2 separate regions of the Homo sapiens genome follow, and region 1 is linked to region 2. The links are chromatin contacts, found by Hi-C or POLR2A ChIA-PET in ENCODE. All regions are on one chromosome and are shown on one strand. Each heading gives the region's core, a stretch centred on a gene start or an enhancer-like site at or near the end of the contact. The rest is flanking DNA. Distances are from core to core; before and after follow the strand shown. Region 1 overlaps DOCK9 (dedicator of cytokinesis 9). Region 2 has its middle 20 kb from the start of DOCK9.

Region 1 (6,019 bases), core at 1,224-3,723, 110 kb after region 2:
TCTCATCCCGTGTTCCCTCTCGATAGATCTAGATACTCTGCCTTCTGGTAGAGGTTTGTACATACTCTGTGAAAGTGATTGCCCTCATATGCCGTAAGTAGCTTACAGTGTCTACTGGACTTTTGGCTTCTTGAGGAAAGAAATTATGTCTTGTTTGCATTCCTCCATGGTCCTGAGTACATACATTGCAGCATATCCTAAGCACTTGATAAATGCTTATTGAATTTTCTTCTTAGACATAAACTCAGTGGTTTTTGTTGAAACAAAAATATCTCAAATTTCTTTCAATCATATATAGTTGTTTTTTTTTAAGTGACACCAAAGCTTTTAGGGAATATTTCCTTTCACAAAACACAGTTAGAAGATTAAACTCACCACCAATAGCAGTCCAAACATACCTGTATTGCCAGCTAATCATTTTAACGAGCCAATACAGGAAGTCAGGAAGGGAAGACCGGCTGCAGAAACACTTAGATAAGGACCCCAAATCTGTTGGCATGGGAGGACTGCTAGTTGATGATACCATTCCCATTTCCTCTGTGGGAATTGTTGAGTCAGCAGAAATGGATGGGCAGTGGGAAGGGAAAATTTTCCTAAGAGAGAGTTTGAGCCTCACTTCTACATTCACACAGAGACAGGAGCAGTTCCCAGAGGCCAGGCATCCTGCAAGTGTCTGTATTGCATGCTTACTTAATTCGTGTAATTTTAAGATGAGTTTTCATGTTCAAGGATTATTTTATAAATTTTGCATAGAATATAGGTACTCTTTAGCAAAACAAAGCAAAAAAACCAAAACTATTCTCAGTCATGAAAGAATTCAGTTTGTGTAACACGCACACAACCACCACTTTGGAAGTGCATAAAAAGGCAGTAAAATCTTTATTGCCTGTGAGTGTTTGATGTCTAATAAACCAGATTCAACATAAACCATAAACTTTTGAAATGGGTTTGAGATTGGGTTTTTAAAAACTTAAAGCTGGCAAAAAAAAAAACAACTTTTAAAAGCCCATGTGCTACATAATATGGAACTAAACTCAGAAATGTGCTTGGAAACACATGGAAAGAACGTCTTTACAGAAGCAGCAACTAGAAGTAAAATCTCTCAGCAGAGGGAGGAAATAGAATAAGAAATAACTATAGTTAGGCACAGAAGGACACAATACACTATAGGAAGATTTCCAGTGAAGATCATTTAATTAAAATATGTTGCTTAGAAACGTATTTTAATTGTGTTCCACCTCTCTCAAAAATTTATATGTGGAGGATGTTGGAGTGATCTTAAAAATGGTGATGAAGATGCCTGTTCATTCATAGGTGGAAATAATTAGGAGGGGGTGAAATCCATTACCCTTGCATACTTACTTATATTTAAAAGTATAATTTGTAATAAACAGAGTATTTCTAACTCAAAGCAGATACAACTTCATAGGTGTCTCTACAATTTTGTGGAGTGCAGTGTCTTGTGATATGTTGTGGTGTTGAATTCCTCCACTGAAGAGGTGAGCAAGGCACCGTATGTCAAGAAAATTGATACCTTCATAAAACCCCCTGTCTGAAGGTTGATGCCCCTGAAGAGTTCTATGTGAAGCTGAGAGAGGCTCCACAAGCTATCATCGTAGGAGTGCCCAGAGCTTGGGAGATGCTGGGTCAAAAGCTCTCAGGAAATGACTGACCCTTGAGGGGAGGCTGCTGCCCCTCCTCCCACCAACAGGAAAGGATCTTGTGTGTGTGAAGCAGCTCACACCGCAGGCACAGGGGCAAACTGTAGGGGAGTGCTTGGCTGTACCTGGAGAGCTCTTGGCCAGACATCTTTTCAACGGAAGGCGGAACATGTGAAAAATCATTGACTTGCCTTCCTGACCATTACCTCTTTCAGGAACTGTTCATTTAAACTCAGATGTAAACAGAAGACAAGTGGAAATGAGAGGGAGGGACCCTGAGAGAAAGAGATTTAGCAGCTTAGAGCTGGCGATGGGCCACGATGGATCTTCTCAACATCGTCTCTAGTCTTAAGGATGCAGGAATTTAGAAATTTTAGGGAAGTCCTAATTCAGGTGACAAATATTCCAAGATGTACTGAGGAGTGACACGTGAGGCTGCTTAATAGTCAGCAGTCATGTCCAAAGAATCTGCAAAATTGTAGGTAGGAACTTTTCAAAAATGGGAACAAAACCAAATGCTGAATCTGCCAGTCCCTGTGCTTTGGTGATCTTTGGCAATGTTCTAAAGGAGATCTGAAACAGGTGGCGTAGGAAGGACTGTGAGGCGGCATTGTGTTTCCTAAGACTAAGTCATATCGTGTTGAACTAGTCATCCTAACTGCATTTCTTCTCTCTTTGTAACTGCGCCGCTAAGCTTGTGTAGTAGAGGAGTGCAAAGGCTTCAGCAGAATGTATTTACCACGTGTGGGTGCTGTGGTAGCCTGTGAATGAGTCAAAGAAGCGCTGCACACGTGAGTGGGCAGTTGTTCAACTGCTGGAAAAACCAGATGCTAGGGAGGGTGATGAATGAGCTAGTGTCAGTCTGGAAATGGGCCTCCAGAGACTTGGGAAGGAGCCTGTTCTTGGCAATATACTGTGCAGTATCTTTATCAATGACTTTTATGAGACTATAACATGCTGATTAAATATTTTTATGACATAAAGCTATTAGGAATATCTAATGCAGTAGGTGGTAAAATCTGGATCTAGGAGGACTTTGATAAACTAGAAATAGCTCAAACACAATACGATGAAATTTCAGCAAGACAAAAATTAAATTCTCTTCTGAGGTCCAAAAATATAATTATATAAATAAAGGACAAAGAAATAAGCATGTGAAAAAAGATGTAGGAATTTTAGGTGACTGTAAATTTCCTGTGAGTCACTAGGATGGTATGGCTACCTAAAAGTAATAGCTTTGAGGCTGTGTTAATAGACAGGTATATTGTTGAAAACCAGACAGAGGCTGTGCACCCAGCTGTGCACCCACACTGGCCAGATGTATGCAGTTCCAGGCTCTGTAATATAAATGGCAGGTTCTTCTGGGAGAGAATGACATTGGGGCAGGTGCAAAAGTGCTGAGAATAGAGGGCTTCAGAATGTGTAGTATAGGTGGTTGAAAGATAGAGGAACATCGCTAGACCCCTTGGTGAGTAGAAGTTTCAGGGAGGTGAATTTCACTATGCTATGAGCAAGAGCAGACTAGTGTCAAAACCGCTGAATCAGAAGTCTCATTGTCACTAGGAAGGGTGAGGCAGTAGCAGCACTTGTCAGGAGTGTCACAGGGGATTCCTATATTGGATTGAGTCAGAACAAATATTAATACAACAATTTCAGTGAGCTTCGACTCTGAACCCAGCATTGTGCTGGACACTGGAGCCTAAGATGATTTCTAGTTCCTGATGGTGATGATTGTATGTTTTATTTTATTTTTTATTTCAATAGGTTTTTGGAGAACAGGTGGTGTTTGCTTACATGAATAAGTTCTTTAGTGGTGATTTCTGTGATTTTGGTGCACCCATCACCCGAGCAGTGTACACTGTACCCAATGTGTAGTCTTTTTTCCCTCACCCCACTCCCACCCTTTCCCACAAGTCGCCAAAGTTCATTGTATCATTCTACTGCCTTTGCATCCTCATAGCTTAGCTCCCCCAAATGGTGATGATTCTAAATGAGCCAAATATTTATGGTGAGGCTGGAGTGATTCAGGAACACTTGAGCTGTAACTGTTTTGCTGATATTCTTTATCTAGACCTGTACTGTGTAGTGCGCAGCCACTAGCCATGTGTGGCTGTCCTGTGAAATACAGGACGTCTGAATTGAGATGTGCTTTAAGTATAAAACCAGTAATACATATCTGGTTTTAAAGACTTAGAGTACACATTTTTTATACTGATTAAATACTGACATGGTAATATTTTGGACCTATTGGGTTGAGTGAAGTATATTATTAAAATTAATGTTACCAGTTCCTGTTTGCTGTTTTTCATGAGGCTACTAGAATGTTTAAAATTGTCTTTATGGCTTGCTTTATATTTCTCTTGGAAGTGCTGCTCTAGAGTGTCGGTTTTAGAGTTAACTTACGAATGTTTAATTTTTCTCTTCTTTTGTTTGCAGACCTGAGAAGATGGCTAAGCTCCCAGTGATTTTAGGCAATCTAGACATTACAATTGATAATGTTTCCTCAGACTTCCCTAGTAAGTGTCAGTTCTACATAATAGACAGAATTTTTATTAGTTTGGGTTTTACTTCAGTTTGAGTTATTTTGAATATCTTTGCAGATTATGTTAATTCATCATACATTCCCACAAAACAATTTGAAACCTGCAGTAAAACTCCCATCACGTTTGAAGTGGAGGAATTTGTGCCCTGCATACCAAAACACACTCAGCCTTACACCATCTACACCAATCACCTTTACGTTTATCCTAAGTACTTGAAATACGACAGTCAGAAGTCTTTTGCCAAGGTGAGTGTGAAGATGGAGGTTTCATTCTTGATGTCAAACCCTCCCTTTAGATTCAGCGTCCCATGTTCTTTTATAAATACTTACATAGTCTGACTTTCTGTTGTTTTTTCTTATTCTGTTTTGTTTATTGCTGCAGGCTAGAAATATTGCGATTTGCATTGAATTCAAAGATTCAGATGAGGAAGACTCTCAGCCCCTTAAGGTTTGTTTTTTTTTAATATATGTTCACCTACGAATTCTGATTTTTCCATTTTCAAAATGCACTTTCATGATACCGTACAACTACAACAGTTTAGCACATTTTAATTGACACAAATCAAAAATATATAATGTTACAATGTATAAACATATATACTCAATCTTATCGAATATGGAATATTTAGGTTCTGGCTCCTAATTGACTGTTTTTTATTCTTTTTAAGGATCAGAGTTTCTTATACACACTCAATTCAGCAAACACTTACTGTTCACCTATGAGCCAAGTGCTCATACTGTGGGTGCTAAGAATTAGGATATGAATAATGTTGATCATAGAAATAATAATAACTGATCAACAATTGATAATTTTATTAAATGTTTACTACAGTATAGTAATAATAATAGCAGTAGATTATAGGTAACTTTTATTGAAAGCTGTTTGTACTCCAGGCACTGCTCTAGTGTGTGTTTAACTCTTTTGGTTCTCAGTAGTCTTTTGAGTTAAGTATTATTATTATCCTTTTTTTTTTTTTTTTTTTTTTTTTTGAGATGGAGTCTCGCTCTGTCGCCCAGGCTGGAGTGCAGTGGTGTGATCTCGGCTCACTGCAAGCACTGCCTCCCAGGTTCATGCCATTCTCCTGCCTCAGCCTCCCGAGTAGCTGGGACTACAGGAGCCTGCCACCACACCCCGCTAATTTTTTGTATTTTTAGTAGAGACGGGGTTTCACCATGTTAGCCAGGATGGTCTCGATCTCCTGACCGTGTGATCTGCCCACCTTGGCCTCCCAAAATGCTGGGATTACAGGCGTGAGCCACCCCACCCGGCCTATTATCCATATGTTTTAGGTGAGGGGAGTAGTGCAGAATTTTTTGCCTAAGGTAAAACATTAGTGGAACCAAGATTCAAACCCGGGCAGTCTAGCTCCATAACCCAAATTGTTTTACTGTGACTATGTTAAAGTGACTTCCTAAGAGGAGAAGGAGACAAAGATGCAAAAAAAAAAAAAAAAAAAAAAAATATATATATATATATATAAAATATAGTATCTGTCCTCAAGAAATTCAGTCAAGTGGGAAAAACAGTCGTGGAGAAAAAGATCTTGGTGGACAGATGGTATGAAATGAAGTTTTGGACAAAACTGAAAATTAATACAGAAAAATGCTGAGGGGACACATGGAAGGAGTTGACAATTTCTTGAAGAATGCTTGAGCGTTTTCTTGATGCATGCAGAAGCGAAGGTTATTTGGACAGAAGAATTGCATAAGAAAAGGCATGGAAATGTGAAAGGGAACAGTGAGCAAGGCATCATCCAGGGCTGTGACCTGGAAGGGCAGGAAGGGGAGCAGGCAGATGGGCTTCAAGGCAAGCTGG
Region 2 (5,577 bases), core at 336-2,835:
TCTTTTTTCAAGTATGTGACAGTTTTCTTGAGCAAATTTCAAATGTTTAACTGTGGAGGGCATGAGATTTTTAATGGTGTCCTACCGTGCTGTATCTTGCCACCTGCAAGCCACCCTCTACTAAGCTACTCTGCCAAGCAAGCCCTCAGGAGGAGAAGTTTGGGAATCTAGCACCTTGCTTTGAAAGGAGCTGAAAACATCAGCAGATTGCATTGCTGGTCCTAACATCCTGGGGCCTTGTGAAGAGAGGACAGGAAGATACTGCTTTCTCATTCAGATGCATGACCTGCTGGGGTTCTGCATTCTGTTCAGAACTGAGTGTTGCATCTTCAGAAGGACACATCAGGGCAGGAGAAGACTCAGAGAAGGGCTGTGAAAAGGATTGTGGCATATTTATAATGAGAGTTGGTGATAGGAGCCCCTTCTGCGTGTATTTTCTCCCAGATCCCAGAATCAGATCAGGTCATCTTGCTTTTACCAAACTGATTTAGGGGGTCAGGTAGGTTGAGTATTAAGGCAGGCAGAGCCCTAAACATTTTAGCTACTCCCCAAAAGTGTATATCGTCTTATTGTTGCTTTCTTCTTCTTCTTTTTTTCTTTTTTTAACCAGTTCTTTGCCAAATAACAAGGCAGGGAGTGGTCATGGTGCCTGGGAACTTTGGTGCAAGAGATTTGATACTGAATTTCCGTTTTCACTTTTCACCCTTAGCATTCAACCACCTTTTGGACTGGGCTGTTGTGTTACAGAAGGATACAGGCTTCTGTCCAAATCATACTCTTTGTGACCAGTTTTGTAAAACAAGTGGAAACGCTGATAGTTTGTGCAGATGCATGTTTATCTGAAAAATGCTGGACACCATCCAAAGGCAAAGTATGCAGGAATGGTCTTAATTTTAAAAACAACCTCTCTGTGCATCAGTAATTTAAACCCTTTTCCATTTTTATAATTTTTGAATCGCCCTCTTTCTGTTAAAAAAGAAACATGAAAAGAAAGAAACACTGAGGATAAGTTTTAGTACTGTTTATGTTGTCTGTCCTGCAACCCCAGACACGCAGGACTTGGCTCAAATCAGGCAACTGGAGAATTCAGGAGAAGGCCAGATGATCTGGAAACAAGCAAGGGAAATCATCATTCAAGAAATCCTTCTATTAGGAAATGAGATTTTAAAAGCCAATTTAAAACTATTTTTGCTTTTCTTGTTAAAAGAAGGGTTGTTTTGGTATCCTCTCATTAGTCACCTTCCAGAGAGAGAGAGAGAGAGAGTGTGTGTGTGTGTGTGTGTGTGTGTGCGCGTGCATGCGTGCACACATCTGTTCATAAGCTGCTCCTATGACCTGTGTTCCAGGTCACACACTCACCCTCTGAACATGTGAACAAGAAGATTAATTAGTTGGAAAGACTATTCAAGGAACTCAGGGAATCGCCACACTGGGCTTTTATTCCCCACATCTGCAGTGTCTTAGCCTCCATTGCCAGTGACTCTCTGAAGTTTGGGTTAGGTCTTTTTATCTCAAGAGTCAAAGGGGGAGATGATACAAATCATTGACTTCCTGTCACCCTGTTATCTGTGGTTAGGTGATTCACGTAGCAAAAGTGTGATCCGAGCTTGCTTCCCTTTCTCCAGCCCCAAGGACACTATGGTTGGCTTCCTCCACCACCCACTTATTGTGAGTTTGGGGTTGCAAACTAATTTTGACAGTAGCCCAAAGTGAAACACCATTAGGAAGATGAGCCTGGTTGCTCAGACCCACAGGGAAATCTGGAAGGCCTTGGATTGTCTGTGCCTTCGCCTCTCTCCATGACTATATGGTAATCATTGGAGGGTGAGATGAGGGGTCCCAACGAGTCTGTGCCTAGACTTTAGCAGTTGGACGATTAGGGGCCATGCAGCCTAATCTCAGCCCCATTTGAGAATGTTGCTCCTCTGTGCCTGGGTGGGTGATGGATTGGAAGAGGCCAGGTGGGTAGGGTAGGGGCTGACCTGGACCATGCTTCCTGTACCACAAGACTTCCTCATTCATGGATTTCACCAAGTCTCTTGGTTCGGAAATTCTTAAAAGGGTTTTGGAAGCTTGGTGTGAGACTCTGCCCGGATCATTCAGATGGAAACCAAGGCCATGAGTGCTGTAAGTGCATCCGAGGTTAAAAAGGATTTTCGAGTGCTCCACACATAATTGGTGCCAGGTGTTTCCCATTTGTCTCTATGCCTAGACAAATAATCAGTCTTAGTGGATACCCAGAGGGTGAGCAGAGTTTGCATCTTGAGGGTAGGGTGGGTCCTACCTTCAGGGGCTTCCACTTCATTTAGTGAATTGAGACATGTGCGCTGTGGGTGTCTGGGTGCCCGGACCTTGCTGCCCTGTCTGGCTTCTCTGATGATGCATGCCTGCCAGCTGCCATCACCCTTGCCCCAAGGCTCCACTGTCTATCCCGGCCCCACCTCAGCTGTTCTCATCTGTGACTCATTCACAGAGGTCCACCAAGTACAGAGGAAAAGCTGAGGAGAATGGCAGGTGTCACATGCATGACACCCTCACCATCACCCTGGAGATGTTTCTGTGGTTTGCAGCAAATCTTGGAAGAGCAGAATGGCCTCAGCCCTAGTCTGAGAAAATCCTCAGGGCTTTTACAGAGATGATCCTGGGGACTTAGGAGAATCTGCTGTGTTGGTCAAGGGTGGGGCTGGGCCAGTGCCACACTTTGGCAGAACAGACCTCTCGTTAGCTACGGGGCTGGAAAGCAGCATGCTTCTCAGTTATTCTCCCAGAATCCCCACATGGAAATGTTTTCTATTGTATAACAAAGATGCACAAAGTCAGGGGGTGACTGGAGTATTCCTGACCAGCCAGGGCTGGAATTGCAAGCCAGCAATGCACAGAGACAGGAAAATAATTCCCACAAAGAACAGTGAAGGCTGCCCATGGCAATCCCTGGAAATAGTCTGATGTGGATGGAGTGAGGGAAGGAAGTGTTGAGAGACCAACAAAGGATATCAAAAGAGTGGGTGGTTTTGAAGACAAACCTCATTTCACATCGCTACTGGTCTGCTCTTCTTTCACATGTGGCAAATAGGAATCTAGTGGTCAGCCAGGAGACTTACTGTCATGCCCTTGAGAGAGGTCTTCTTTACAGATGTTTAGGCAAAGCAACTCTGAGGTGCGGGGCTCAGCAGGACTGAGCTGGTCAAATAAAAGGCTTTAGTTAGAAATTTGAGCTGAATTGGTAAGTTCTTTTTTACTCCAAGTTTTCTTATTGTTTGCCTCTGGGCGTGGGGTGGGCGAACCCTGCCTGAATAACCAGAGGAAAGTGAGGTGATCCACAGAGGGCCACAGCTCAGTGATTTTACAGTGTTCGCTTTAGTTCCTGAGACGTGTGGGCCTGCAGGCAGCAGACACAGGTGCCCTGCGAAGCGGCGTGTTCTAGGGTAAGTGCGCTGTGAGTGTCTGCTGCACACATTGACTACACATTCGAGAAGCCCTCTTTTCCCTCTTTTCCACTGTCCTCTTGTAGAAACCCTGGATAGTCAGCACATCTCCCAATACTCCTTTCCCATTCAGGTTGTGAGAGGGGAGCACATGTCTTTTCTTGTCTTCTTTCTGTTATGCCAGCTGAGGAATGAGTACCGATTGGACTTAGTATGCAAGGAGTTTCTTTGGATTTCAGAAGATCCGCATTTTTGGGGTAAAACTATGCTGTTTGCTTTACCATTGGCAGAGCAACTTACTTCCAAGTTATTATAATAAGAAATATAAACAATAAAACCAAGGAAGGTAAAGGATTAGATCAGGAGTGCCCAATCTTTTGGCTTCCCTGGGCCACACTGGAAGAAGAAGAATTGTCCTGGGCCACACATAAAATACACTAACACTAGTGATAGCTGATGAGCTTTTAAAAAATTGCAAAACTCATAATGTTTTAAGAAAGTGAAAGTTTACGAATTTGTGTTGGGCTGCATTCAAAGCCATCCTGGGCCACATATGGCCCTGGGCCGTGGATTGGACAAGCTTGGATTAGATTATCCCCTCCAGGTCAGAAATTCTTTGATTTTGAAATAGATTATTGGAATATATGGGTAATGTAAGGACCTGTAAGGCACAGTCCAGTTGGAATGTGAAATATACATTTGTGAAGAGTTAGTTATATAATATTAGTATTGATCTTAGCTCTAGATGGCTTACAAGGTATAACATAAGTCAGCTAGTGATGAATTGCTGTTAGTACTACTCGGGATCTGGAAAAAGATGTGTGACCGCTGTCTTAGTTGTGTTCTGCTTTGTGCCGTGGACACTGTGAGTGAGAAGGATGGGTTGTGGTAATTACGAGCAGCACTTGTATTACTGAGGGCTCCATCCTTGGCCAGCATCCTCTTTTTAGGTGATGACATTCACTTTCATTGTTGTAGCCACCACCTGTCTATATGTGGTCATCTCTGTTTGCATCTGAAGGCCTATACCTCATCCCAGTGCGTATATGTCCATATGCCATCTGCTATTTAAAGCCCTTTGGTGGCTTTCCATTTAGCTCAGGTTGAAATACACAATCCTCAATATGCCTGCCATGGCTAACAAGGCCCAATATGATCTGCACCGTGCTTACCCTACTGGGCTCATCGTGTGCTGTTCTCCCCTGGACCACTGCACTGAATGGGCCACTGTTCAGCTGCTCAAAGAGGGCAAACTATTCTGCGCTTCAGGGCCTTTGCACATGCTATTTCCTCACCCCTCAATTTGCACTAACTCAGCCACTATTCAGAATTCACTCCTCCTTCTAGCCATGTTTAAAAGTATCTTCCGGCCGGGCGCAGTGGCTCACACCTGTAATCCCAGCACTTTGGGAGGCCTAGACGGGCGGATCACAAGGTGAGGAGATCGAGACCATCCTGGCTAACACGCTGAAACCCCGTCTCTACTGAAAATACAAAAAATTAGCCGGGCGTGGTGGCAGGTGCCTGTAGTCCCAGCTACTCGGGAGGCTGAGGCAGGAGAATGGTGTGAACTCGGGGGGCGGAGCTTGCAGTGAGCCGAGATCGCGCCACTGTACTCCAGCCTGGGGGACAGAGCGAGACTCTGTCTCAAAAAAAAAAAAAAAAAAAAAGTATCTTCCTCAAAGGAGGCTTATTTAACCTGAGACTAGTTACGCATCCTCTACTTTTCTTTCATTGCACTTAACACAATTGTAAATAAACTAGTAATCGTGTTGCTAGTTGTTTACTGGTTGATTTCATTGTGGTCTCTGAGTATGCTTGTAGAAAGCCTGGTCAGCACATCTCCCAATACTCCTTCCTTCCAGCCTGCTTGCTGGTGTATATGATGAACCACTGTAATGTTTTTACTTCACACGACACCCCAGCATTAGCTTTTCATGAGTGAAATAAATTAATAGAAACAGTCTGCAAACAAAGATTTCCTCGGGAACGGTGTTTTGTTTCTGTCATGGTGTGACTTGGAGTCTGTAATGACTGATGGGCCTGCACATGTGTCTATCTAGCAGATACACTTCTAACAGCACAATTCACATCCTTTTGATTTTTTTCCCATGCGTACATTTCTTTAGAGCACCTGGGTTGTTTATGCAAT

The links. A loop is a pair of places that touch in the nucleus more often than their neighbours do. ChIA-PET counts read pairs that join two places held with the same protein, here RNA polymerase II (POLR2A). Pooled maps may share reads with other maps.
Region 1: a pooled map shows a loop between it and region 2 (3-fold over the local background). The contact joins two enhancer-like sites. A Hi-C loop is called at or near these places in 3 of 50 pooled maps. POLR2A ChIA-PET finds 5 or more read pairs at or near these places in 5 of 52 experiments (GM12878, H1, MCF 10A and 2 more).

Annotation. Positions count from the first base shown.
Region 1 is chr13:98,886,790-98,892,808 of GRCh38, reverse strand. DOCK9 (dedicator of cytokinesis 9) reads left to right here. Exons shown (of 53, transcript NM_001366683.2): 16 at 4,098-4,177; 17 at 4,262-4,449; 18 at 4,586-4,651. Among named protein-coding and RNA genes, the nearest start is that of DOCK9-AS1, 58 kb to the right of the region's middle. Within about 2 kb of position 2,473, at least 5 of the 41 ENCODE cell types and tissues checked have a DNase peak (open chromatin) inside an H3K27ac peak, as active enhancers do.
Region 2 is chr13:98,995,004-99,000,580 of GRCh38, reverse strand. It overlaps a transcript of DOCK9 not described here. Among named protein-coding and RNA genes, the nearest start is that of DOCK9, 20 kb to the right of the region's middle. Within about 2 kb of position 1,585, at least 4 of the 41 ENCODE cell types and tissues checked have a DNase peak (open chromatin) inside an H3K27ac peak, as active enhancers do.